Linked DNA regions of Homo sapiens: region 1 is linked to region 2. A link is a loop called in an ENCODE intact Hi-C map of the cell type or tissue named here. Cell type or tissue: heart right ventricle. All regions are shown on one strand. Each heading gives the region's core, and the rest is flanking DNA. Links, peaks and the distances in the headings are about the cores only. Region 1 overlaps PLPP3 (phospholipid phosphatase 3). Region 2 has its middle 41 kb from the start of LINC01767.

Region 1 (8,000 bases), core at 1-8,000, 140 kb before region 2:
ATAAACTCTATTTTTCCTATTTTTTAGTGTGAGAACTAAGACTCAGCATTTATTTATTTATTTACTTACTTACTTACTTATTTATTTTTTTGAGGCAGAGTCTCACTCTGTTGCCCAGACCGAACTGCAGTGGTGCGATCTCGGCTCACTGCGACCTCCGCCTCCTGGGTTCAAGTGATTTTCCTGCCTCAGCCTCCTGAGTAGCTGGGACTATAGGCACATGCCATCACACCCAGATAATTTTTGTATTTTTATTACAGATGAGGTTTCACTATGTTGGCCAGACTGGTCTCAAACACCTGACCTCAGGTGATCTGCCCACCTCAGCCACACGAAGTGCTGGGATTACAGACGTGAGCCACCGTGCCTAGCCAGGCTCAGCATTTAAATAACTGGCTTGAGGTCATGTTCAAATTGCTGTATCTACAACATGCCACCCAAGGTCCAGATGATCCCTGTTCGTAGAAATGTAGTGTGTGTCACCTGGGGTTATAGTGCATGTGAGTGGGGAGTCACTTAATGTCTGTTCCTTTTTGTCTCCTTTCTCCAGCTATACCTGCAGGCCCGCTTCACTTGGCGAGGAGCCCGCCTGCTCCGGCCCCTCCTGCAGTTCACCTTGATCATGATGGCCTTCTACACGGGACTGTCTCGCGTATCAGACCACAAGCACCATCCCAGTGATGTTCTGGCAGGATTTGCTCAAGGAGCCCTGGTGGCCTGCTGCATAGTAAGTAGCATCTTGTCCTCAATATGCAAGTGGAGCCCTGGACTGTTGCTTGTTAAATGTTTCCAGCTCAGTGACTAAAGCTAGAGAGCCCTCGTTCCTGTCCTCTGCTTGGTGTCTGAAGAGTCACCTGGCCTTAGGCCTTAGGCCTTAGGACTCCTTCAGTAAAATGAGAATAATTCCTGCTTCTTCCCAGCCTGTGAGTTTTGATCTGATAGGGTCTGTAAATCTCTGTAAATACAGAGGTTTTGGGCTCGTAGAATGTTGCAATTGGAAGAGAGCTGAGATATTGTCCAACTTGCTCATGTTATAGATGAGGAAATTTAGGGAAGAAACTTACCCAAGGTCATGTGTCAGCAGGTCATGCTTAGTGTCATGCTAAGTCTGTTGACCTAGTAGCAAGATCTAAGTCTCCTGACTCGAGTGCTCACATGCTGTTTTGGTGGACACAGTACGCAATGGGACTTCTCCGCTTCTTGGAAAATGCCTCCTCTTCCCTCTGTGACCTTGGGAGTGACTCACACAGACCCTAAACTCAGTGTTCATTGGAGAAGAGGAGGTTATCTGAAGGCTGAGCCCTCTCTCAGCCTGAGGCCCTCGTACATCGAGTCACAGACTTCCTAGGGATAACTTGGGATGGACCACATACTGATTTGCCCCAAATGAATGGGTTACCTTTTCACATACTTCATCTCTGACTCCAGGTGAAGGTGGGAGAAGGCATTGCACTTCTCTGAGCCTCCATCTGTAGGCACTGCTTTTCCTGCCTGCTAAGAGTTTTGAGGGGCTTATTCAGCGAACATGACTGAGCACCTACTTTGATATTGTGACTTCCTGGGCCCTACTGAGGGGAGCTCACCCCAGCCCAGCAGGAATCCCAGAGTACAATAATGGCTGGATATTTAAGCACCACACATGTAGGTTGTATTGTTGTTAGTATTATCCTTGCTCATTCACAGTAAGAATTATGAACAATAGAGAGATCTAAACCAGCTTCTTATCCTTTCCTGGTTTCTGAGCCTGGTTGCAGGCTTATGTCTCACTATGCAGCCTCTCCCCAGCTCCTCTGTAACAGCACTTAACACTCTGGATTGAAATTGTCGATGGGTGTCTTCTTTTAGGCTGTAAGTTCTTGGGGGCAGGGACCATGTGTAATATATATGTTACTCTCCCTATCTTATCAAGGCCTCTCAGGGATTCTAGCTCAGACTAAGCAAATGTGTGCCTAACAAGCAAAAAGCCAGAATCAATGAGTTGATCTAACCTTTCTTGAGAACACTGTAGGAAGTTATTTCTTGAAGGTATAGGAATGAATAAGGCTCAGCCCTCCCAAGGAAATTCCATCCTTGCTCCTCTCACAGCCAGGCCAAGCACAGGAGCTTAATGCTGTGGGGGCTGTCATAGTGACATGTGTAGGGGGCTTCAGCAGGCAGGGAAGCACCTGACTCCATGTGCAGGGGTCAAGAAGAGGGAGAAGGAGTTGCAGCAATCAGAGTGGGCACCACGAAGAAAGCAGTGTGTGAACTGCCTGCAGCCTTTGACATGGGAATCCCAGCCTACTGGACTGGCTGTTTTAATGGCTTTCTCCCTTGCTTTCTTTTTCTTTTTTCTTTTTAAAAGTAAAGGCCAGAAGGGAGAGAACCTGGGGGAGCAAACCGTTAATGAGAGCAGCTGTCACTGACCGGCTTGTTCTCTGGTGCCTGGCCCTTTAATGTGAGGTGACAGTGGGGGATGGGTGTTTGCACTGAAGGGTAACCCTTTGCTGACTGTGCCCTTCTGAGCTTTGCTCTCAGCAGGAGGACAGCCCGCGGGGGCCTGCTGTTGTGGTTCCTTCTTGGCGCCACTGCCCTAATTGGAGTCCCCTGCACCCCCAGTTAAAAAAATTAAAAGGTTGGGGGATCCTTACTAGCCTTCCTCTCTTTTATATCCTAAAACATGGGCCATAAGCAATTAGACAGAGCGTTCGGGAGGACTATGGCTTATTTCCAAGAAGTGAAATGAAGGTTCTGACTTGTGTCCTGTTTGGCTCTCGCTGACTGTAGCACAGTATAGGAATTTGATCCTAGCGTTTACAAAGCACCTACTCTCTGCTGGTACCATTCTGATACTTTACCCATTGTCTTCCTTTTTTTTTTTTTTTTTTTTTGAGAGTCTCGCTCTCTCACCCAGGCTAGAGTGCAATGGCACGATCTCGGCTCACTGCAACCTCTGCCTCTCAGGTTGAAGATTCTTCCCCCTCAGCCTCCCAAGTAGCTGGGATTACAGGCACCCACCGTCATGCCTGGCTAATTTTTGTATTTCTGTAGAGATGGGGTTTCACTGTGTTGGCCAGGCTGGTCTTGAACTCCTGACCTCAGGTGATCCGCCCGCCTCAGCCTCCAAAAGTGCTGGGTTTACAGGTGTGAGCCACTGTGCCCAGCTGCCCACTGTCTTCTTTTAGTCACATTAAGCCATTGTACTACAGCCATTTTACAGAAGTAACTAGCTCAGAGAGGTAACTTAAGTCATCCAGGGTCAGAGAGCTAATAGACAGCTGCACCACGATTCTCATGGACTCAAAGCTATGCCCTCTGCACTCTGCAAGGAGAAGGGGTCCCTGAAGCTGAAGGCCCTGCAGTTAACCCGAAACAGAAGCTCCATAGTTAGCTGCTTAAAGAGTATCATTTAATTGTGTCACGGAGTCCTTCCTAACCCTTTGGGTGGATCCAGTTATTGCTTTGAGTTTGAAAGCCTGATTTACAATGTAAAGATGGTTTGGAAAGGGGTGATAAATCTCTTTCCCTGCCTTTTACTCACTCACCTGTGAACATGCAAGAACAGGGACTCAATCTTACCTATCATTTTTCTCCAAATGCCTGACACCCAGCCTTGTGCTCAGTGGGACCTCATGGTCCAGAATGGCTTGGAATCGCAGCACTGAGAGATTCATTTCATTGAAGCCATCTGAGAGGCCAGGACAGGGAAGTGCCTGGAAGCTGTGGCTACTGAGAATAAAAGTTTGGAAATGTTCAGCTGGGAGGAAAGAAGGTAGTGTCTTTTCCAGCCGTAAGCTCCCAGGATTCTGTTGTCCTGGGTTTGATTGTGAGGGAGACAGAAGCAAAGCTCAGGACCCTGGATTGAGGAGAGATGGGTAGATCTGTGAGGAGGTGTGGGGAACCAGAGACCATGTGATGAAGGCACCAGGTGCCTGGGAGAGGGAACTATGAGTAGGATGACAGGCATCTGCCTCATGGGTTTTGCAGCTTTATCAGGGTTGTGCAATGTAGCTGTCACGTGCCAAGCAGGAGTCTGTGACCTCTGCTCTGCTTGTGCCACATGACAGAACTCTTCCCCACGAATCAGGGCCGCTGTCCCAGGGAATGCCAGGAAGGAGCAAAGTTCTCTTCTTACTCACAACTATGGCTGTATTGAATGGTTTTTGAAACACAGAGACATCACCTGAGGTTAAGAGGATTGATAAAAAAGCAGCATGTATGGCACAAAGGCCACCACTTGAGGTGCCAAGAAACACAGAATCCATTTTCCAGTCTGCCAGATAACCTCCTGAGCCAAGCCTTTACGGACTCCCTGTTAATTGAGTTGTAATCTTCGCTGACATTTGCTGAGAGCCCAAGCACTCAGAGAGAAGGTAGCAAAGCTGGAGTTGACCCCAGACAGCCTGACACAGAGCTGGCACTCCAAGACCCAGGCTTTGGCAGGTCTCCTCTCATCTCTCCACCCCTTCACCTCCCGGCATGTCAAACATTTCAATATTTTCCAACACCTGAGTTTCTGTATTAGATACCTGTCCCCTTTGATGGAACACAGTTCCAGTGTCACCTCATCTCTGATGAAACCTTCTGTATTAGCTGCCTCTGGCTGCTGTAACAAATTACCACAAATTTAGTGGCTTAAAAGAATGCAAGTTTCTTTTCTTACAGTTCTGGAAGTTGGGAGTTGGAAAAGGGTCTCACTGAGCTAAAATCAAGGTGGAACACATTCCATCTAGAGGATCTAAGGGGAGATCTGTTTTCTTGCTTTTTCTAGCTTTCTGGAGCTACCTGAGTTCCTTGACTCATGGCCCCATTCTCCACTTTCAAAGCTAGCAGCATAGAATCTTCACTTCTCCCTCTCTCTCTCACACACACATATACTTTCTCTGGCCTTTGCATCCATTGTCACACCTTCTTCTGTGACTTTTGTCCTTTTGCCTCCCTCTTTTACAGATGCTGGGACCACCTTGATAACCCAGGATGATCTCTCCATCTCAAGATCTTAACTTAATCTCATTTTATCATGTAGCATCATTCATTGCTTCTGGGACTTAGGATGCGGGCATCTTTGGGGGACATTGTTCAGCTTTCCACAACTTCCCCAGTCCCTGGAGACAGTATTGTCTCACTTCCTTCCAGTCCCCCATGGCCTTTTGCACTTTCTTCCTACCATGGCTTTAGGCCTCATCTACTCATGGCCTGCTCATATGTCTGTCTCTTCAGCTAGATTGTGGGTGCCTTAATAGCAGAATCCATGGCTTAACCTTCTGATTATTTATTCTCGGTATGTAGTACAGCAGCTGACACAATAGGTGCTTCATCAGCATTGGGTAAATGGTGAATGATGAATTAGCTTGTGGCTTCAGGCCAGACACTTCCCTTCTGGGCCTAGTTTCCTCACCTGTGAATTGAAGCTGGAGGCCTTGTAGCTCCATGACCTTTGTGCACAGACATTCTATGGCACAGCTGACTTTGTAGTAACTGACTGAGGTACAGTGCATTAACCCTAGAATGCTGGTTCCATAACTGCAGAGCCTTAGGCAACAGGCATGACAGCCGAGAACTTTTACCTGGGTCTGTTGAGGGTAGATCCTGTCACAACAGGCAGACTTGTCTAGACAAAAATCACATGTCAAATGGAAGTCTGGTTTCCTCCTCCATTGCTTACTAATTGAATGCTTTCCAGAAAAGGAAGACAATGGAAGCCAGCACAGACAGAAAACCTATACAGTGTCATGAACTCAACACAAAGACACAAGCACTTAGGGTCGGATAGGCCTGCCTGCACACCTTCAGAGATCTGGACAGAGGTACACAGGACAAAGGAGAAGGCCACAGCCCAGATAGACCATGAGGTGCATGGGCAGACCCAATCGTACTCAGAACCACAGACACACATAAACAGACAGACGAATAAAAAAAAAACACAGGCTCATATTGGCTCTCCCAGCCCCCTCCCGCCTACACACTCACTAAGTTACCCCTACCAAAGATGTGAACTTTACAGTTGGACTCACACAGGGACTAGGACGAAGGAACAGACATCGGTTCATTTCCTGTCTGGTGACAACTTGCATATCTGGTCACCTCCTCCCTGACCCTCTAACAGATGGCAAATTAGGGGCCCCTGGGAGGGGTCAGGGGAGGGCCCGGCTGCCATTGCTGTGGGTTCAGCAGAGGAAGCAGCTGCTCATGGATTTCGTAAATACACAGCAGAGTCTTTCCTGGTTTTCCTCTTCCCGGGGGTGTGGCTCCGCTTGCCGTTGCTCTTTTGTGTGCTGCTATCTTCCTCCAGATGTAGGGAAGGGCGAGGGCGTTCTTTGTCTCTGCCCCAGTGAGGTGACCTTGGGAAAAGACACCAGCAAGAATGCCAGTGTGAAGAAGAGTTCAGCGATGACAACCCCTGCAAAAGGAAACTGCAGTGCAGGGAGAGGCCAGGACACGCCCAAGGACACATAGTAGCAGAGTAGGAACCAAATCCCCAGTTTCTTGATTCCATCTAAAGGGCTAAACAGTAAATTCCAAGCATGCTTAGCCATGGATTTGCAAGGCCTCTTCCTTCTCTAACAGGAGAGAGTCCCATCTATTCCCTTCTGATTTACTCCAGGGCTGCCTGGGCACAGGGGAATGGATGAAATGAGCTCCCAAACCTCTTCTGGCCCTGCAGAAGTCTAGCTCTTTGCCCAGTAATGTGACCTTGAGGTAATCTGATCTTGCCACTGCTGGCCCCCACTCTTAGGCAGGCAGAAACATGGATGTGGGAGAGAGAAGGAAGCAAAGAAATAAACTTTGGCCGCCAATAGATAACGACACTATCTTTGTAGTACTCTACAACTGTTCAAAATACAGTTGACCTTGAACAACATGGGGACTAGAGGTTCCGACCTCCAGCACAATAAAAAGTCCAAATAGAACTTTTGACTCCCTCAAAACTTAAAACTACTAACAGCCTAATGTTGATTGGAAGCCTTACTGATAACATAAACAGTCAATTAACATATGTTTTGTATGTTTTATGTATTATATACAGTATTCTTACAATAAAGTAAGCTAGAGAAAAGAAAATATTATCAAGAAAATTATAAGGAAGAGGAAATATATTTACTATACATTAGGTGGAAGTGATCACCATAAAAGTCTTCATGCTGGTTGTTTCCATGTTGAGTAGGCTCACGAGGAGGAAGAAGAGGAGGGGTTGGTCTTGCTGTCTCAGGGTTGGCAGAAGCAGAAGAAAATTTGTGTTTAAGTGGACCCATGCAGTTCAAGCTCATGTTATTCAAGGATCAACTGTACTTATAAAACTTCCTTTCTTGTTCCCCTGCTAAGATGGATGAGCTGACGAAGCAGAGGTTCAGAGAGGAAGTTATATTCCTGCCACTTGCTAGGTAGGCTGTCAGGGCAAGTCACTTCACCTCTCAGCCACCTTTTCCAATCCCATGAGGTTGGGATGATAATGCCTAACATGATTTTTGGATTGAGGATTCAGAGAATTAAAGATACATCATGCTTGGCACATGCAACATATTGATTGTGAATTGTGCGTTAAGTACTATGCTTTGTTTAAAGATTCAGAGCTAAAAGGAGTTGGTCCTTAAAGAGCTTATCTAGTGCAGTAGCTTTCCAAGACTTGACCGCCATCTATAATAAGAAATACACTTTATATCATAACCCAATAGAGGCACCCACACGTAACTAAAACAAATATTTCACAAAATAAGACTTGCCCTTACTGTGTGAGAAATTCTGATATTTTCTATTAACCTTCAAAAATGCTGGTGGTAACCACCTAGTTAGTTGATTTTGTAGCTTGCTAATGGCTTGAGAATGATCTAGTAGGAATAGACATGTAAACAGACAAGTATGATAGAAGGGCACGGCTGCTGGGATGGGATACACTACTGAGGACAGTGGGGTTACAAGAGAAGGGGTGATTAATTCTTCTTGAGGGTGTTGGAAGACTAGAAAGAATTTTTAGAGTAGGTAATTATTTAAAAATGAATGGTCATTTGCTGTAAGATACAAAA
Region 2 (17,282 bases), core at 5,170-13,169:
GGTATGTATGTTTTAATCTTTTAAAACTTCACTTCTATAATGGTGTGGTGATTTAGAGCCCAGTATGTAGTAAATATTCAATAGGTTATTCACTGAATTTGAAGCATGTGTGGAGTCATAGAGAAAGGGCCCAGAATCAAGAATTAGGAGACCTGGCTGGGCGTGGTGGCTCATGCCTGTAATCCCAGCACTTTGGGAGGCTGAGGCGGGTGGATCACTTGAGATCAGGAGTTCGAGATCAGCCTGGCCAACATGGTAAAACCCCATCTCTACTAAAAATACAAAAATTAGCCAGGTGTGGTGGCGCACACCTGTAGTCCCACCTACTCTGGAGGCTGAGGCAGGAGAATTGCTTTAACCTGGGAGGCAGAAGTTGCAGTGAGCGGAGATCTTGCCACTGCACTCCAGCCTGGGTGACAGAGTGAGACTCCATCTCCAAAAAATTAAAAAGAATTAGGAGACCAGCATTGCAGCTACAGTTTTGCCAAAAATAAAAATAAAAAATAAAAAAAAATGGCCTTCTAACTTTAAACAGATCCCTCCCTCTTTCTTCTTCTCTGGATTTTAGTTTGCCCATCTGTCAAAAATCGGGTTGAATTAAATTATCGTTGGAGATATTTTAGATCTAAGATTAGAATTTGTCTAAAGGTCTAAAAGCCTCGGTTAAAAAAAAATCCCCTTCCTAAAATGCTACTAAATGTCAAGATGTGCTTTTCGTAGCACAGGTGTTCCAGAGGATTTAGGAAACCGAAGCAGATGCATGCCTGCTGTGTGAAACCCGCCATCTTCTTTGTGGAACCAGCCCCTACCCCAATATTCCACAGATTCTAATTGCTCAGCAGTTCAGCTTGATGGAACACCTGGCTGGGCAGTTTCCAGGAAACTTAGCCCAGGTCATTCTCTATGGCAGCCCAACAGTGGCAAGGTGGAAAATATATGAGCTACCTTTGCCTATTTCAGTGCCTGCCAGAAGCAGTGCATATGTTGGCCAGGAATATGGCAACTGTGGAGCGTCCTCATGCTTTGAGCCAGATGAAGGATGGATCTGTGGGTGCCCCAACCCAGAATTCGGGCTGCTGGTATGCATGTTGCAAAAAGAAAAGGTGCTTTTTTCACTGGATACCTCTTGGAAGAGAAATTGCTGTCTATTTACTTTAAGTTTAGGAAGTCCCTTTTGGGGAGCTTCCAGTGCAGAATTTTCCTAAGGGAGAGAGTCCAGTGAATTTTCATCCTTAGTGCCACCATATTAGTTCTAGCCCTGGCTTTTTTTCTTGGCAGAACCATTATATAGCCTCCTTTTTAAGTGAGGACCTGCCTTCAGTCTCCTTCCAATTCATTTTCTGTAAAGGAACTATTAATAGAGTTACCTTTTAGAAAAAAATAAATAAAAGGGAGCTGAAAATTCCTCAAACAAATTAGGTCACGTTACTGCCCTGCTGATGAGGCCTCCAAAGGCTCCCATAGCACTTAGCATTGATGCAGACACCCACCATGGCTTGCAAGCCCAAGTGGCTTCACCTGTCTCCCCTTCTGATCTCTTGTCAAATTGCATCATTTTCCTTTCACTCATTAATTTCATCCACTTTCGGTTTTCTGAGTTTGCCACATTTTCACCCATCTCAGAGGCTTACCCAATCTTTTCTCTCTGCTGTGGATACTCTTCTCTCTCCCATTCCTTTCTCCTTCTTCTAAGTTTGCCTCTGAAAGCATTTCCCTGGACACTTTATCTAAAGTTAAAGCTCTCACTATTTTTCTGGCTCAGCTCCTTACACATCAAAATGGGCAAATGTTTTATTTATGTGTTTTTCCCCCCTACTACCCCAACCCCGCTGTGAATGCTCAGCTTCAGGAAAGCAGAAACCATTTCTATGTTATTTACTGTTGTCTGTGTCACCAGGGCCTCCCTCAGTGCCAAGCACATAATAGATACTCAGTGAATGTTTGCTAAATGACCGATCTGGTTCTGCTCAACTTCCCAATGTCAACCCCCATCCCAACCCACATACACTTAACTATGTCCGATTCTTGCAGCTTCTGCCAGGTCCAGCACTCTTCCTGGCTGCTGCTCATTTGCGTGTACTGTTCCCTTGCCAGAAGTATCCTTCTCCCCTATTTTCCTCCTGAGAAACAAACTCATCTTTCAAGACTCAGTTCAAATATTATCTTCTCTTTGGTGCTTGTTCCCATCTTTCCTAGCAAAATTAAAAGCATCTGTCCCATGATCTGTGCACACCCAAGTTGCAGCCTTTGCCATTCTGCATGGTCCTGATCTGTTTTCATATCTACTTCCCCCACTGAACTGACCTCTTAGAGACAAGAACAATATCCAGCTTACCTTACATCCCTACTTCTTAACAGCGTTTGTTGTATAGTCAACATTCGATGAATGTTTGTGGAGGTAATACATACCGTAATAAATAAAGGAGCTGTCTTTGTGAAATTTCAGTATGTAGAGTCTTCCTATCTGAGAAACCTATATGTGTATACTTGCTGTTTGAATATTTCCTCTTAGAAATTTTCTCTGGGGTTCCTGGCTCAGGGAGACCACCTCTATGTTTTGTGTCTTCTAGGATTAGGCAGTTGGTTTGGTTTAGAAAACAAGAGTTTGCTGTTACCTGCTTTAAAAGCAACCTAGCAGTCAACAAAAGTCCCCTGGGAGAAATCAGGTTGCTAGTGAGGGCACAGCTCCACTCACAAATACTTCGTTTGCTAGTCTACCCACCTGTAGAACTGTTTGTTAAGGATTCATTCATTCATTCATCCACAGACTAATGCATTCATTCATTCATTCACTCACTGTCCATTGTTCCCATGCCAGGCACTGTGTTGGTGCTATGGTTACAGAGATACAAGAGGTAGAGTGATGGTCCTGTTCCTTGTGGGTGAGGAAGCACAGACAGACCAATAGTGTAGTGGGATCAGTGTTCTGGTTGGGGGTGTGTGGGCAAAGTCATGTGGCAGCAGAAGGAGGTTAAGGAAGCATACAGAGGCTCTTTATGCTGACTTCTGATACATGATAGAATTATTTGATGGATAAGGGAGGTGAGAAAGAGAGGAAAGAAAGAAGATGGGGGGAACAGCATCCACAAAGGCATGAAACAAGGAGTAGTAAGTGTGCTTGAGAAATGGCAAGGAGTTTGCAATTAACTGTCTTCAGAGCTTTGTTACTCAAGGTTTGATAAGTGGACCAGCAGCATTGACTTTGCCTGGACACTTGCTGAACAACAGAATCTGGTGTTCTCCTCTGGCCCAACTAAGTCAGAATCTACATTGTAATAAGATCCCCAGGTAGTTCCTATGCATGTTAATGTTTCAGAAAAACTGGGCAAGAGGCATTTTTCAAACTCTAGCACACATCAAATCACCTGCAAGGTTTGTTAAAAAACAACAACAATAACAACCTCCACAACAAAAACAGATCACTGGGCTCCATGTCAGAGTTTCTGAATCAGTAGCTCTGGATGGGGCCTGAGAGTGCACATTTCTCTAAGGTTCACAAGTGATGCTGCTGCTGATGGTCCAAGCACCACACTTTGAAAACCACTGTGGCAAAGTGTAGTAGAAAGGGTAATTTCTGGAAAATGAATGGGGGCAGGTAGCAGAATTCAAATCCTGAAGGACCTTGAGTGCAGAAGTGTTTGGACTTTGCCCTGGAGTGCTGAGGACTGCTGTGGAGTTTTCACACAGGAGAGTGACATGGTCACTCGTTTATGTTGGGAAGATCTCCCTGGCAGCATGTGGAGGATGGTTGGGATGACAGTCACTATATTCCAGGTGAAGCTCATGGATTTCCAACCAAGTCAATGGCAATAGAGATGGCTTCAAGATAAATTAGGGGGTCAGAATCTACAGGATTCAGTGACAATAGAGATGGCATCAAGATAAATTATGGGGTCAGAATCTATGAGTCAGATTGGTCGAATGTGAGGGTGGTAGGCACACCCCTGCTTTCTGGGGACCTGGGCGCTGGAGGACATCCTGTTGCTTTTTTCCTCCTGTGGCTGTCACCCTTTTAGGTCCAGAAAGCCATCCCACTTTATTTGCCTTCTCTCCACAAGTCGGCCTCTGGCTCCATCTGACAGGTTTCAGCCTGCAGTGTTTGCAGAAAGGGATGCAGTAAACCATTCAGAAATAGGATTTATTAATAGGAGGCATGTAATTACTGCCAGACACAGCAATCTGAAGAGTTTATGGCTTAAATGTTTGGTGTCATTCATTAAAACAAAGTGGGCTCTTGGCATGGACGCTGTCACCCTGTGACCAGATCCATCTGTTTCTGTGAAAGCCCCTCCCCTCCCGGGTCTGCTAGTTGAGCCTGGCTGAAGGGGCAGAGCCAGGCAAATCATCAGGGCAGGGTGTTTGGTGCTGGGAGTGGGCCTTGCTGGGAGTCCTTTAAGGAGCAGGTCCTGGTTTCAGGGCAGGGTTCCCAGAGGGGATCTTGGCCTGTCTGCATTTGTCTCCTGAACCTCTGATTCCATAGTAACATGTTGGAAGACCTATTATTAACAATGATCTCTCACATTTATAACTCCTCCAAAGTCTTTCTCCCTTTTATTTTGCATCTCACCAGCCCCTCACAGAACCTATGATGCAGATGGCAGAGGTTAGCATGGCCTCTTGACAAATGAAAAACTGAGGCCCAGAGAAACTGGGTGAGTCCCCGAAAGTCATACAGGCAAAGGAGCGTGCTTGAACTGAGGTCCCACAAAGTCATGCTTGAAATCCCAGCTCAGTGATGAGAGTGTTGGTTTGTCTCGAGGACAGACCCAGCTGTCAGAGGTACTGCTGCTGTAGGACTTGAGTTCAAACAAAGGATTTCTTTTGACTAGCACTATGAACTTGGGAGAGCTGCTCTGAGCATCAGTTTCCTCAAGTATAAAATGGGGAGAGGGAAATATGTGACCTCCTTTACAGGGTGTTGTAAGGGTTAAATGCCCTTGCAGGGTTTGTTGCTGCTCGTCCACTTTTCCCTGACTCGTGGCCCTCTCTGGGCCTCCCAGAAAACCCTACACTATTCAGGATAGATATGTTGGTGCTCAGATGAGATAATGGAGGGATATGCTTTGGAAAATCCTTGTACACCATTCAAATGTGAGGTAATAATAGGAAAATAGATCTGCTACCATCCTGCCAAGAAACCAGCAGCTTTTGAGACAAAAAGCAGACCTAAAATCTAGAATCCTCATCATCATGATTAGTTTTGGACAGAGGAATTTTTCTGCCCTTTCAAACATTTATCTCAAAAGTTATTTTATTCTGAGGACTAAAGAGAATGCCTATGAAGCACAATGTGAAACCCATAGTAGGTTATGGATATCTGGCAGGTTGTATTAGGTTGGTGCAAAAGTAATTGCAGTTTTTGCCATTACTTTCAATGGAAAAATACTGCAATTACTTTTGCACCGACCTAGTAAAACCTGCCAGATATCCTGCTTAGTACACTAATCAGGATATTGTTCCATTCAATGGTAAGCTCTTCCCAGAGGACTGACATCTTATTTATCTTAGTATTCTCTAGTGTTTAGCACAGGGTCTGGCCTGTGGTAGGTGCTTAGCAATTATTTAAACTGAACCAAATTAGATTCTGTCATATTCCATGGATTCTTTGAAAGCAGAGCCTGTGTTTTACCCATTTCTCTCTTTCCAGAACTAAGATTAGTGTCTGGCACAGAGTAGGTACCTAGTAAATTCAGGTTGGGTTGAAATAAAGCACTGTGAAAAATAAGGTAGACTCGCCTAATGTCTGCCCTGAACCATGGGGGACCCAGGGCTCCAGGTAGGAAAGGAGTCTGGAATTTGTAGCCTGAGTAGGTACTGGTCAAATGACACACTCACTTCAAAGGCACGCAGTGGGGAGGGAAGGGGATGTGGTTTCCCAAATGCCTTTTTGGCTGGGTGAAAGCTTCAGTTGGCGGCAAGAGTCAGGTCAGGGGATGTTGGCAGCATAGAGAAGACGGCAGCCAGGACTGCCAAGGCAGGAACGAGTCAGAGGAGAGGAAGCAACTCAGATGGAGACGAAAAGTGCTTGAAATCTTCCCCTCTCTGCATCTGCAGGAACAGACGTGGCAGCAGTATGCACGCTGGAAGGAAAACAGGCTTTGCAGTCAAATAAATCTGCAGGTCCTCTCAGTGCAAGCCAGGGCTGGGGGGTCTTGAATGTCATGTTTTATTTTTCTGAATCTCCATTTCCTCATCTAAAAAAAATGGGATCAGTGATTCTTACCTTACAGGGTTGTTGTGGATATCAAAAGAGTGTTTTGTGAGTAATAAAACAGCCATTTATTAAGCACCTGCTCTCTACTAGGCACTGAGCCTAGTAGCTGTATGGATATAATTAGTAATCCCCTAATCATCCTGCAAGGTAGTGATTATCATCTCTAGTCTCCACTTCAGAGCTGAGGAAACTGAAGTTCAGAGACATTGAGCAATTTGCTCAAGTGATACAGCCAGAATTCCAACCAGGTTCTTTCAGCAAAGGTTACCATATGAATATGGACATGATGATTAAATTGTATAAATCTTTGTCAAGTCTAAAATTCTCCCAGAGCAGCAGGGTTCCTTCATTGTCAGTGCTTTTTCTTTCCCAACTTCCCCCAACTTTTTTTTTTTTAAACTAAAACTTTGGCTAACCTGGCAATCTACGAAAGAGGGGTTCCACTAAGTGATTTAAACATGATTTGATTCTCTTTGTCCTGTTGCTCTTTGGCATCAATGGGACATGGATCAGGAAATTATTTCTAGGTGTTTATATGAGGAAAGAGGAAAAGCTGCTGAGAGTTAATCTTTTAGACAATCCAACAGAATCTGAAATATCAAAAACTATCCTTCCAAAAGAAAACTATCAACCCTTTCAACATTTTTTGAATCTTTCTTTGAAGCTTTAGCCAAACAGAAGATAAATGTAAAAGGTAAGGAAAGCAAATTAACTTCTATTGAAACCCACCATGTGCCTGTGTCTTGATGTATTGTCTTCTCAGTTCCTCCTAGTAACCCCGTATGGTAGGTATCATTAGATTCATTCTTCCACATAAGGATGCTCAGAAAGGTAAATATTTGTCTGAGTTCATACAATGATTTGGCAGGAAAGCCAAGATTCAAACCGCAGCCTGCTTGGTCCTAAAGCCCAGGCTTTTTTTTTTTTTTTCTTCTTCTCCCTGCTTCTGAGTCTGCAGTCTCCTGAGGGGAGCAGTTGTTTCCTCTTTGTTTAAGGAGTCCGTCCTTTTGTCCTGGATAGCCCCAGAGAGATCCTGCATCTTCAGAAGAAAAAGGACTTTTCGCTTTAAGACTGCTTGGGACCTCCAAAGGTCTTTAGCAGAAAATGCAAGCAAGCACCCTATTGGAAGGTACTCTTAATGAAATGAACACCGGCTGGATGGTTCTATTTTTGGATGTGGGCTCAGACATTAGGAGCAGGCAGTATCTTTTCTTTTTCTTTTTCTTTCTTTCTTTTTTTTTTTTTTTGACAGGATGGGCTGGGGTTGGGGGAGGAGGAAGCAAGAATTAAGCAGAGAAGGCAAGCTCCTTTCTGTTCATCTAACTCAAAGTGAGTATTATGGATTTAAATAACCCATGTGCAGTTCTATTACTTAGTGGTTTTACCCAGATCTAGGCTACTACAGGTGAAAGATGTTCTATCTGTCCTGTGCTTAATTTTTAATGCAGTCTTGAATTACTTTTGTAGAAAAATCCAAACACTTAGTTTGCATGCCATCCTCAAGGTTCTCCTTCTGGGGTGGAAAGCTCACAGGCTTTGGGGATTGTGAGGCTTGAGTTCGACCTTCTGCCATGCCACTGATCTGTGTGGCTTTGGGTAAGCCATCTAGTATCTCTGACCTTAGGCCCCTCCTCTGTAAAATGAGTACAATCATGCATGCTTTTTAAGGTTGTCATCATTGCAAAGTGCTTGATGCTTGGCAGACACTCATTAAACATTAGTTACTTTTTCTCCCTGTATCTCAAAGTGCAAATTCTTTATCTTTATTCTCTTAGGTCGAGAAGGGCATGAGTGATGACCTATATTTTTAGGACAGCTTGGATCCACCCAGATTGTTGGCAGGGGCTATTGGCTGTGGTTTAAGACTTAAGCCAATGCCCATTATGTCATTATGGAGCCTGCAAAAGTGATTACTAATGTTACTTTTCCAGTTCACTGCAGAGCAGAGGGGAGAGTTTTTCACACTGCTGGCGTTTTGTTGGAGCACGAAGATACGAATCACAGATGGCTTCCTCGGCAGATGTGGCCCTGTAGAACTGCAGTGCTGGTTTATAAGGGGTTTAATGAAAACCTGGCACCCTCCCAGACTTGAATCAATCCTCTAGGGTCTCAGCTTATGCACGTACAGACCAATCTGCAAATGTGCACCATTATTGACGGTGTGGGGAATGCTGGGGTGAAAAGTTTTTACCTGAGAAACAAAGCCAAACCTATCTGGCCAAGTTCACAGGCTTGGCCTGGGAGATGGAACAGTGCCGTGGAAGGGAAGTTGGTAGGAGAAGAGTGGCTGCAGCTGGAGGATGTCCAGATGGCCGCTGCCCAGCTGGGGGTGATCCGGGCTCAGGGTAGAATGATGGTTTTACCAGCTGCTTCGGGCTCACAGTATTTTCTTCCTTGCCATGGCTAAAAAGAGTGAGCAGGACTCGCAAGTGGGAGATATGGAATATCGAAATAGTTTCTGTCTAGTTCATATTATGGACTGGAACTGAACTTGCATATTGTTGCTTCTGCTTGAAATGTTCTTCAAATGGTCAGCTTGCTATTTCTCATCTGTTTTATTTTGGCTTCAGTGTCATTCCTTGGCAAATGCTTTCTTGATCACTTCCCTGAAAGAATCTCCAAGCTCTTTGCCATATTCTATCTTAGTTGTGCATTTGTTCATAATATATCACAATTTATTTGCCTATTTGGTTGCTGTTTTGGTCCTTTACTAAAATATAAGCTCTTTGAGGGTAGGAAGTCTGTTCATCTTGTTCACCAATGCAGCCGAGTGCCTAGTGGAGTACCTGGAACATAGTAGACATTCAACAAATATTGTTGGATGGATGAATACATTTTTGTGACAAGACTAAGATAAATCAGTCTTTGTAGATTAAAGCCACCATTTACAAGCTGTATAACTGTCTAAATTACTTAATCTTTCTTAGTCTCAGATTCTTTATCTGTGAAAAAAAAGATGGCCAGGCGCGGTGGCTCACGCCTGTAATCCCAGCACTTTGGGAGGCCGAGGCGGGTGGATCACCCGAGGTCTAGAGTTCGAGACCAGCCTGACCAACATGGTGAAATCCCATCTCTACTAGAAATACAAATTAGCCGGGTGTGTTCGTGGGCACTTGTAATCCCAGCTACTCGGGAGGCTGAGGCAGGAGAATCTCTTGAACCCAGGGGACGGAGGTTGCAGTGAGCCAAGATCACACCACTGCACTCCAGCCTGGGCAACAAGAGCAAAACTCCATCTCAAAACAGAAAAAAAAAAAGATAAAAATATAGTAGAGGGAGCTGTTTGTGTAGAATAGTGTCTAGAAATAAGAAATGGTCAATAAAGCTATTATTATCCAGTTATTGAAGAATTAAGTTCACCACCAACAAATATTTATCAATATTTCTATTCTAATATCTATTGAGAATCTAGTATATGCTATGCCCCCACACCAAGCACTTTTACATGCATTATCTTATGCTATTCTTCACAACCTTGTGAGATATTCTTCCCATTTTAGAACAAAGGAAATAGATTAAGTGGTTTGAACAAGCTTACATAGCTACTCAGTGGCAGAGGCAGTATTAACTCCATTTCTATTTTTAAAGCCCTAATTTTCCCCCATAATTCCAGGCTGCTTCCTATTAACACTCATTCTGGATAAATAAACATAAGGAAGCCACATTCTCTGTCCTCTGGAGGCTCTGGTTTAGGTGATAAGACATATGTAAGAGTAAAATGAACACTAATAAAAACCATTTTTTTGGTGCTGCTTTGAAGTTTACAAAGCTTGTCCCAATATTTACAATACATTCAAGTTTTAAAAGATTATTACCCAGGATATATAAATAATTCATACAAGTCAATAAGAAAAAGACAAACAATGGAAAAATCTACAGATTATGAACAGGCAACTGGAATGGCCAATAATCATATAAAAAGATGTTTGACATTATGAGCTGTTGGGGAAATTCAAATGAGAACAGTAAGACACTATTTCCCATTGTCGGATAGGCAAAAATAACAGTCTGAGATACCCAATGTTGAGGAGGATAAGGAGACATGAGAACTATCATACCATGCTGGTGGGACTATAAATTGGTAAAACAGTTTGGGGAGCAACTGGCAATACATAGTAGCAGTCAATATGAATACACAACCAGGGCTTCCTCTATGAGGTAATAGCTTAGAGAAATTTTTGCATATGTGCCAAAGGAGATGTGCAATAATGTTCAGTGTTAGCATTGTATATAATAGTGCAATATTGGAAATAATCTAAAAGTACATTAATAGAGGAATGGATAAACAAATGGATCTTTTTTTAGATAGAACATAAAATAGCAAAAATAAAGCAACATAAAATAGCAACTAAAAGAATAAATTAGAGCTACATTTAGCAATATGATAAATCACTAAAACATTATTGAATAAAAAAGACCAAGTTGCAGAAAGGCACAGACAAGATATCATTTATGTGTATTTAAAAACGTGCAGGCTGGCCGGGCGCCGTGGCTCATGCCTGTAATCCCAGCACTTTGGGAGGCCAAGGCAGGCAGATCACCTGAGGTCAGAAGTTCGAGACCAGCCTGACCAACATGGAGAAACCCTGTCTCTACTAAAATACAAAAAAATTAGCTGGGCGTGGTGGTGTATCCCTGCAATCCCAGCTACTCAAGAGGCTCAGGCAGGAGAATCACTTGAACCTGGGAGGCGGAGGTTGCGGTGAGCCGAGATCACGCCATTGCACTCCAGCCTGGGCAACAAGAGTGAAACTCTGTCTCAATAAATAAATAAATAAATAAATAAAACCATGCAGGCCAGGAGCAGTGGCTCAATGTCTGTAATCCCAGCACTCTGGGAAGCTGAGGTGGGTGGATCATGAGGTCAGGAGATTGAGACCATCCTGGCTAACGCGGTGAAACCCAGTCTCTACTAAAAATACAAAAAAAAAAAAAAAAAAAAATTATCCGGCATAGTGGCACATGCCTGTAGCCCCAGCTACTCAGGAGACTGAGGCAGGAGAATCGCTTCAACCCAGGAGGCGGAGGTTGCAGTGAGCCGAGATCACGCCACTGCACTCCAGCCTGGGCGACAGAGCGAGACTCTGTCTCAAAAAAACAAAAAAAACCCCATGCAAAACATGTTTTCACTTATAAGTGGGAGCTGAACAATGAGAGTACATGGACACAGGGAGGGGAACAACACACACTGGAGCCTGTTAGGGGAGGGCAGGGAGGTGGGGGAGCCTCAGGAAAAATAGCTAAGGCATGCCGGGCTCAATACCTAGGTGATGGTTTGGTAGGTGCAGCAAACCACCATGGCGCATGTTTACCTATGTAATCTGCACATCATGCACATGTACCCTGGAACTTAAAATAATATTTTAAAAAATGCGAAACAATGCCACAAGTTTAAAATTAACTCTTTATGTACCATAAAGATCTGGCAAGGAAGAATACATGCTTCTAGATGGTAATAATTACTTCTAGGGTAGAGGTAGGGAAAGCTTATCGAGGGAACTTCTATGGATCTTCAACTAAATGTTTTAATTTAAAAAAATCTGAAGCAAACATGGCAAAATATTAACATTGTTAGATCCAGGTGGTGCGTTCAATGCGTTTGTTATACTTGTCTTTGAACTTTTCTCTGTGTGGGGGATATTTTCTGTGTATACGGGATATACACATACAAACACCTCGTTAACCCAGAGCTTCTTCCCCAAACCTTATCTAATTTTGTCCTCATTAAGGCCTTGGAAACAGCAATGAAAGAGAAGACGTTAAACTCTCGAGTTTCAGTGCGTGTCTCTCCTGACACCTGCTTTTGTTTTGCTGATTGGGAATGCTGGTCAGGTGGAGTAGAGATGAATTGATTTTCATTAGAAAGGGTCTGCAGCTATGGTGAGGGTGGGGTGGAGTCAGGGAAAAGTGGAAGAGAATCAGGAGGGCAAAGGTGCCCAAGTTCTGAGAAAAGGCTGAGGAACCCAAGGTTCGGAGAAGGAGAGTAATAAATCCAGTGTCCTATAGGGATAGAGCTGGAATCTGCTCCTGGTTACCTAACCTCATATTTAAGTCAAAGGCAAGTGTACGCTAGGGACAGGAGCATGAACACTGGATTTGGACAGATCTTGGTCAGATCACAGCTTTGCTATTTAGTGTCTGTGTGGCCTTACACACCCCACCTAATTCTCTGAGCTTGGGTCACTATTGCCTCTCTTAGAGTGTCACTGGGAGAACGAATAACATAATGTGTACAAAGGGACTTAGTGGGACCAGCACTCTTGGCATTTCACTCCATAAAGAATAGTTATTACCACCAGCAGCAGCATCATTCCAATTTGTTTCAGCCATTTCTCAATAACTCGTTCTTTTACCCTCTTTCCTTCTTTCCCCAGCCCAAATTGGGACAGTTTCCTATGGGTGAGAATTTGGTTTATCTCTGTCCAAGAATTGGTCTCAGCATTCCGATAAAAGCTACCAAACCGAGAGACAAGCAGAAAGATCACCTCCTTTTCTCTGGAGTCGTTCTTCCTATGAGTGCAGTCTGAGGTCTCATCAATTTTGGGAGCAGCCAAATCATATATTACTATTCCTATCAACTAAAGCCCTTGAATCTTTTAATATGACTTAAAATTTGCCCACCCTATACAGTTGGGTTTTCTAACTCAAATGAAGAATCTTGATTACAAAAAGGAGAAAAGACCAAGGTATTTAAAAAGAACTTAGTATTATGGAGGAAGTAAAATTGCTCTTATTTGTGAGTACTTAAGACAGGCCTATTTTTGCTCCTTTTGGAGTTCTATGACATTAAAACTTTAAGATCATAGGCTGCTCTGCCTAGGGAGTAGCCATTCTTTTATTCTTTTACTTCCTTAATAAACTTGCTTTCACTTAAAAAGAAAAAACTTGAAGACCATAGAGTTGAACCCAATATTCCTCCTTTTCCTAGTAGTAACTATTTCAAAGAACAACTTCCTTCTTTCCTACTTTAAATTTTATATTTATTATCATGATCTTATGGATTCTTCTTTCTTTCTTATTCTTAAGTGGACTGTGAATTATTATCACTATTCTTTTTGATTTCCCAATTGATTTGACCAGTGGGAATTCCTTCAAACCAATTCCTATGTTCTTTTGATATTTCGCCATCAATCTTTGAGTACCTCTTTGTTTTCTGACAACAAGAGATTCTCGACTTACCTTATATTTTCTTTGCCCCAGAGCCAGAATCAGCTGTTTCTCTAAGAGGCAGTGGTTCTTTTTTTTTTTTTTTTTTTTTTTTTATTATACTCTAAGTTTTAGGGTACATGTGCACATTGTGCAGGTTAGTTACATATGTATACATGTGCCATGCTGGTGCGCTGCACCCACTAATGTGTCATCTAGCATTAGGTATATCTCCCAATGCTATCCCTCCCCCCTCCCCCGACCCCACCACAGTCCCCAGAGTGTGATATTCCCCTTCCTGTGTCCATGTGATCTCATTGTTCAATTCCCACCTATGAGTGAGAATATGCGGTGTTTGGTTTTTTGTTCTTGCGATAGTTTACTGAGAATGATGGTTTCCAATTTCATCCATGTCCCTACAAAGGATATGAACTCATCATTTTTTATGGCTGCATAATATTCCATGGTGTATATGTGCCACATTTTCTTAATCCAGTCTATCATTGTTGGACATTTGGGTTGGTTCCAAGTCTTTGCTATTGTGAATAGTGCCGCAATAAACATACGTGTGCATGTGTCTTTATAGCAGCATGATTTATAGTCCTTTGGGTATATACCCAGTAATGGGATGGCTGGGTCAAATGGTATTTCTAGTTCTAGATCCCTGAGGAATCGCCACACTGACTTCCACAATGGTTGAACTAGTTTACAGTCCCACCAACAGTGTAAAAGTGTTCCTATTTCTCCGCATCCTCTCCAGCACCTGTTGTTTCCTGACTTTTTAATGATTGCCATTCTAACTGGTGTGAGATGATATCTCATAGTGGTTTTGATTTGCATTTCTCTGATGGCCAGTGATGATGAGCATTTCTTCATGTGTTTTTTGGCTGCATAAATGTCTTCTTTTGAGAAGTGTCTGTTCATGTCCTTCGCCCACTTTTTGATGGGGTTGTTTGTTTTTTTCTTGTAAATTTGTTTGAGTTCATTGTAGATTCTGGATATTAGCCCTTTGTCAGATGAGTAGGTTGCGAAAATTTTCTCCCATTTTGTAGGTTGCCTGTTCATTCTGATGGTAGTTTCTTTTGCTGTGCAGAAGCTCTTTAGTTTAATTAGATCCCATTTGTCAATTTTGGCTTTTGTTGCCATTGCTTTTGGTGTTTTGGACATGAAGTCCTTGCCCACGCCTATGTCCTGAATGGTAATGCCTAGGTTTTCTTCTAGGGTTTTTATGGTTTTAGGTTTAACGTTTAAATCTTTAATCCATCTTGAATTGATTTTTGTATAAGGTGTAAGGAAGAGATCCAGTTTCAGCTTTCTCCACATGGCTAGCCAGTTTTCCCAGCACCATTTATTAAATAGGGAATCCTTTCCCCATTGCTTGTTTTTCTCAGGTTTGTCAAAGATCAGATAGTTGTAGATATGTGGCATTATTTCTGAGGGCTCTGTTCTGTTCCATTGATCTATATCTCTGTTTTGGTACCAGTACCATGCTGTTTTGGTTACTGTAGCCTTGTAGTATAGTTTGAAGTCAGGTAGTGTGATGCCTCCAGCTTTGTTCTTTTGGCTTAGGATTGACTTGGCAATGCGGGCTCTTTTTTGGTTCCATATGAACTTTAAAGTAGTTTTTTCCAATTCTGTGAAGAAAGTCATTGGTAGCTTGATGGGGATGGCATTGAATCTGTAAATTACCTTGGGCAGTATGGCCATTTTCACGATATTGATTCTTCCTACCCATGAGCATGGAATGTTCTTCCATTTGTTTGTGTCCTCTTTTATTTCCTTGAGCAGTGGTTTGTAGTTCTCCTTGAAGAGGTCCTTCACATCCCTTGTAAGTTGGATTCCTAGGTATTTTATTCTCTTTGAAGCAATTGTGAATGGGAGTTCACCCATGATTTGGCTCTCTGTTTGTCTGTTGTTGGTGTATAAGAATGCTTGTGATTTTTGTACATTGATTTTGTATCCTGAGACTTTGCTGAAGTTGCTTATCAGCTTAAGGAGATTTTGGGCTGAGATGATGGGGTTTTCTAGATAAACAATCATGTCGTCTGCAAACAGGGACAATTTGACTTCCTCTTTTCCTAATTGAATACCCTTTATTTCCTTCTCCTGCCTGATTGCCCTGGCCAGAACTTCCAACACTATGTTGAATAGGAGCGGTGAGAGAGGGCATCCCTGTCTTGTGCCAGTTTTCAAAGGGAATGCTTCCAGTTTTTGCCCATTCAGTATGATATTGGCTGTGGGTTTGTCATAGATAGCTCTTATTATTTTGAAATACGTCCCATCAATACCTAATTTATTGAGAGTTTTTAGCATGAAGGGTTGTTGAATTTTGTCAAAGGCTTTTTCTGCATCTATTGAGATAATCATGTGGTTTTTGTCTTTGGCTCTGTTTATATGCTGGATTACATTTATTGATTTGCGTATATTGAACCAGCCTTGCATCCCAGGGATGAAGCCCACTTGATCATGGTGGATAAGCTTTTTGATGTGCTGCTGGATTCGGTTTGCCAGTATTTTATTGAGGATTTTTGCATCAATGTTCATCAAGGATATTGGTCTAAAATTCTCTTTTTTGGTTGTGTCTCTGCCCGGCTTTGGTATCAGAATGATGCTGGCCTCATAAAATGAGTTAGGGAGGATTCCCTCTTTTTCTATTGATTGGAATAGTTTCAGAAGGAATGGTACCAGTTCCTCCTTGTACCTCTGGTAGAATTCGGCTGTGAATCCATCTGGTCCTGGACTCTTTTTGGTTGGTAAACTATTGATTATTGCCACAATTTCAGAGCCTGTTATTGGTCTATTCAGAGATTCAACTTCTTCCTGGTTTAGTCTTGGGAGAGTGTATGTGTCGAGGAATGTATCCATTTCTTCTAGATTTTCTAGTTTATTTGCGTAGAGGTGTTTGTAGTATTCTCTGATGGTAGTTTGTATTTCTGTGGGATCGGTGGTGATATCCCCTTTATCATTTTTTATTGTGTCTATTTGATTCTTCTCTCTTTTTTTCTTTATTAGTCTTGCTAGCGGTCTATCAATTTTGTTGATCCTTTCAAAAAACCAGCTCCTGGATTCATTGATTTTTTGAAGGGTTTTTTGTGTCTCTATTTCCTTCAGTTCTGCTCTGATTTTAGTTATTTCTTGCCTTCTGCTAGCTTTTGAATGTGTTTGCTCTTGCTTTTCTAGTTCTTTTAATTGTGATGTTAGGGTGTCAATTTTGGATCTTTCCTGCTTTCTCTTGTAGGCATTTAGTGCTATAAATTTCCCTCTACACACTGCTTTGAATGCGTCCCAGAGATTCTGGTATGTGGTGTCTTTGTTCTCGTTGGTTTCAAAGAACATCTTTATTTCTGCCTTCATTTCGTTATGTACCCAGTAGTCATTCAGGAGCAGGTTGTTCAGTTTCCATGTAGTTGAGCGGCTTTGAGTGAGATTCTTAATCCTGAGTTCTAGTTTGATTGCACTGTGGTCTGAGAGATAGTTTGTTATAATTTCTGTTCTTTTACATTTGCTGAGGAGAGCTTTACTTCCAACTATGTGGTCAATTTTGGAATAGGTGTGGTGTGGTGCTGAAAAAAATGTATATTCTGTTGATTTGGGGTGGAGAGTTCTGTAGATGTCTATTAGGTCTGCTTGGTGCAGAGCTGAGTTCAATTCCTGGGTATCCTTGTTGACTTTCTGTCTCGTTGATCTGTCTAATATTGACAGTGGGGTGTTAAAGTCTCCCATTATTAATGTGTGGGAGTCTAAGTCTCTTTGTAGGTCACTCAGGACTTGCTTTATGAATCTGGGTGCTCCTGTATTGGGTGCATAAATATTTAGGATAGTTAGCTCCTCTTGTTGAATTGATCCCTTTACCATTATGTAATGGCCTTCTTTGTCTCTTTTGATCTTTGTTGGTTTAAAGTCTGTTTTATCAGAGACTAGG

What was found. A loop is a pair of places that touch in the nucleus more often than their neighbours do. Peaks named below come from ENCODE experiments on the same cell type or tissue, not always from the same donor. Only the 100,000 strongest peaks of a DNase experiment are listed, where the experiment ranks them.
Region 1: a loop joins it to region 2, with 2.7 times the contacts of the local background. A loop is called at or near these places in 3 of 110 quality-filtered maps.

Annotation. Positions count from the first base shown.
Region 1 is chr1:56,504,703-56,512,702 of GRCh38, reverse strand. PLPP3 (phospholipid phosphatase 3) reads left to right here. Exons shown (of 6, transcript NM_003713.5): 5 at 551-727. Among named protein-coding and RNA genes, the nearest start is that of PLPP3, 71 kb to the left of the region's middle. RefSeq lists enhancers at 31-530, 531-1,032, 2,018-2,748. In heart right ventricle, for the core only: no CTCF peak of the experiment used is centred there; DNase peaks (open chromatin) are centred at 4,012 and 6,286; H3K4me3 peaks cover 558 bases; H3K27ac peaks cover 7,404 bases.
Region 2 is chr1:56,365,464-56,382,745 of GRCh38, reverse strand. No RefSeq gene overlaps it. Among named protein-coding and RNA genes, the nearest start is that of LINC01767, 41 kb to the left of the region's middle. RefSeq lists an enhancer at 12,326-12,852. In heart right ventricle, for the core only: no CTCF peak of the experiment used is centred there; DNase peaks (open chromatin) are centred at 5,925, 8,253 and 8,435; H3K4me3 peaks cover 1,911 bases; H3K27ac peaks cover 4,944 bases.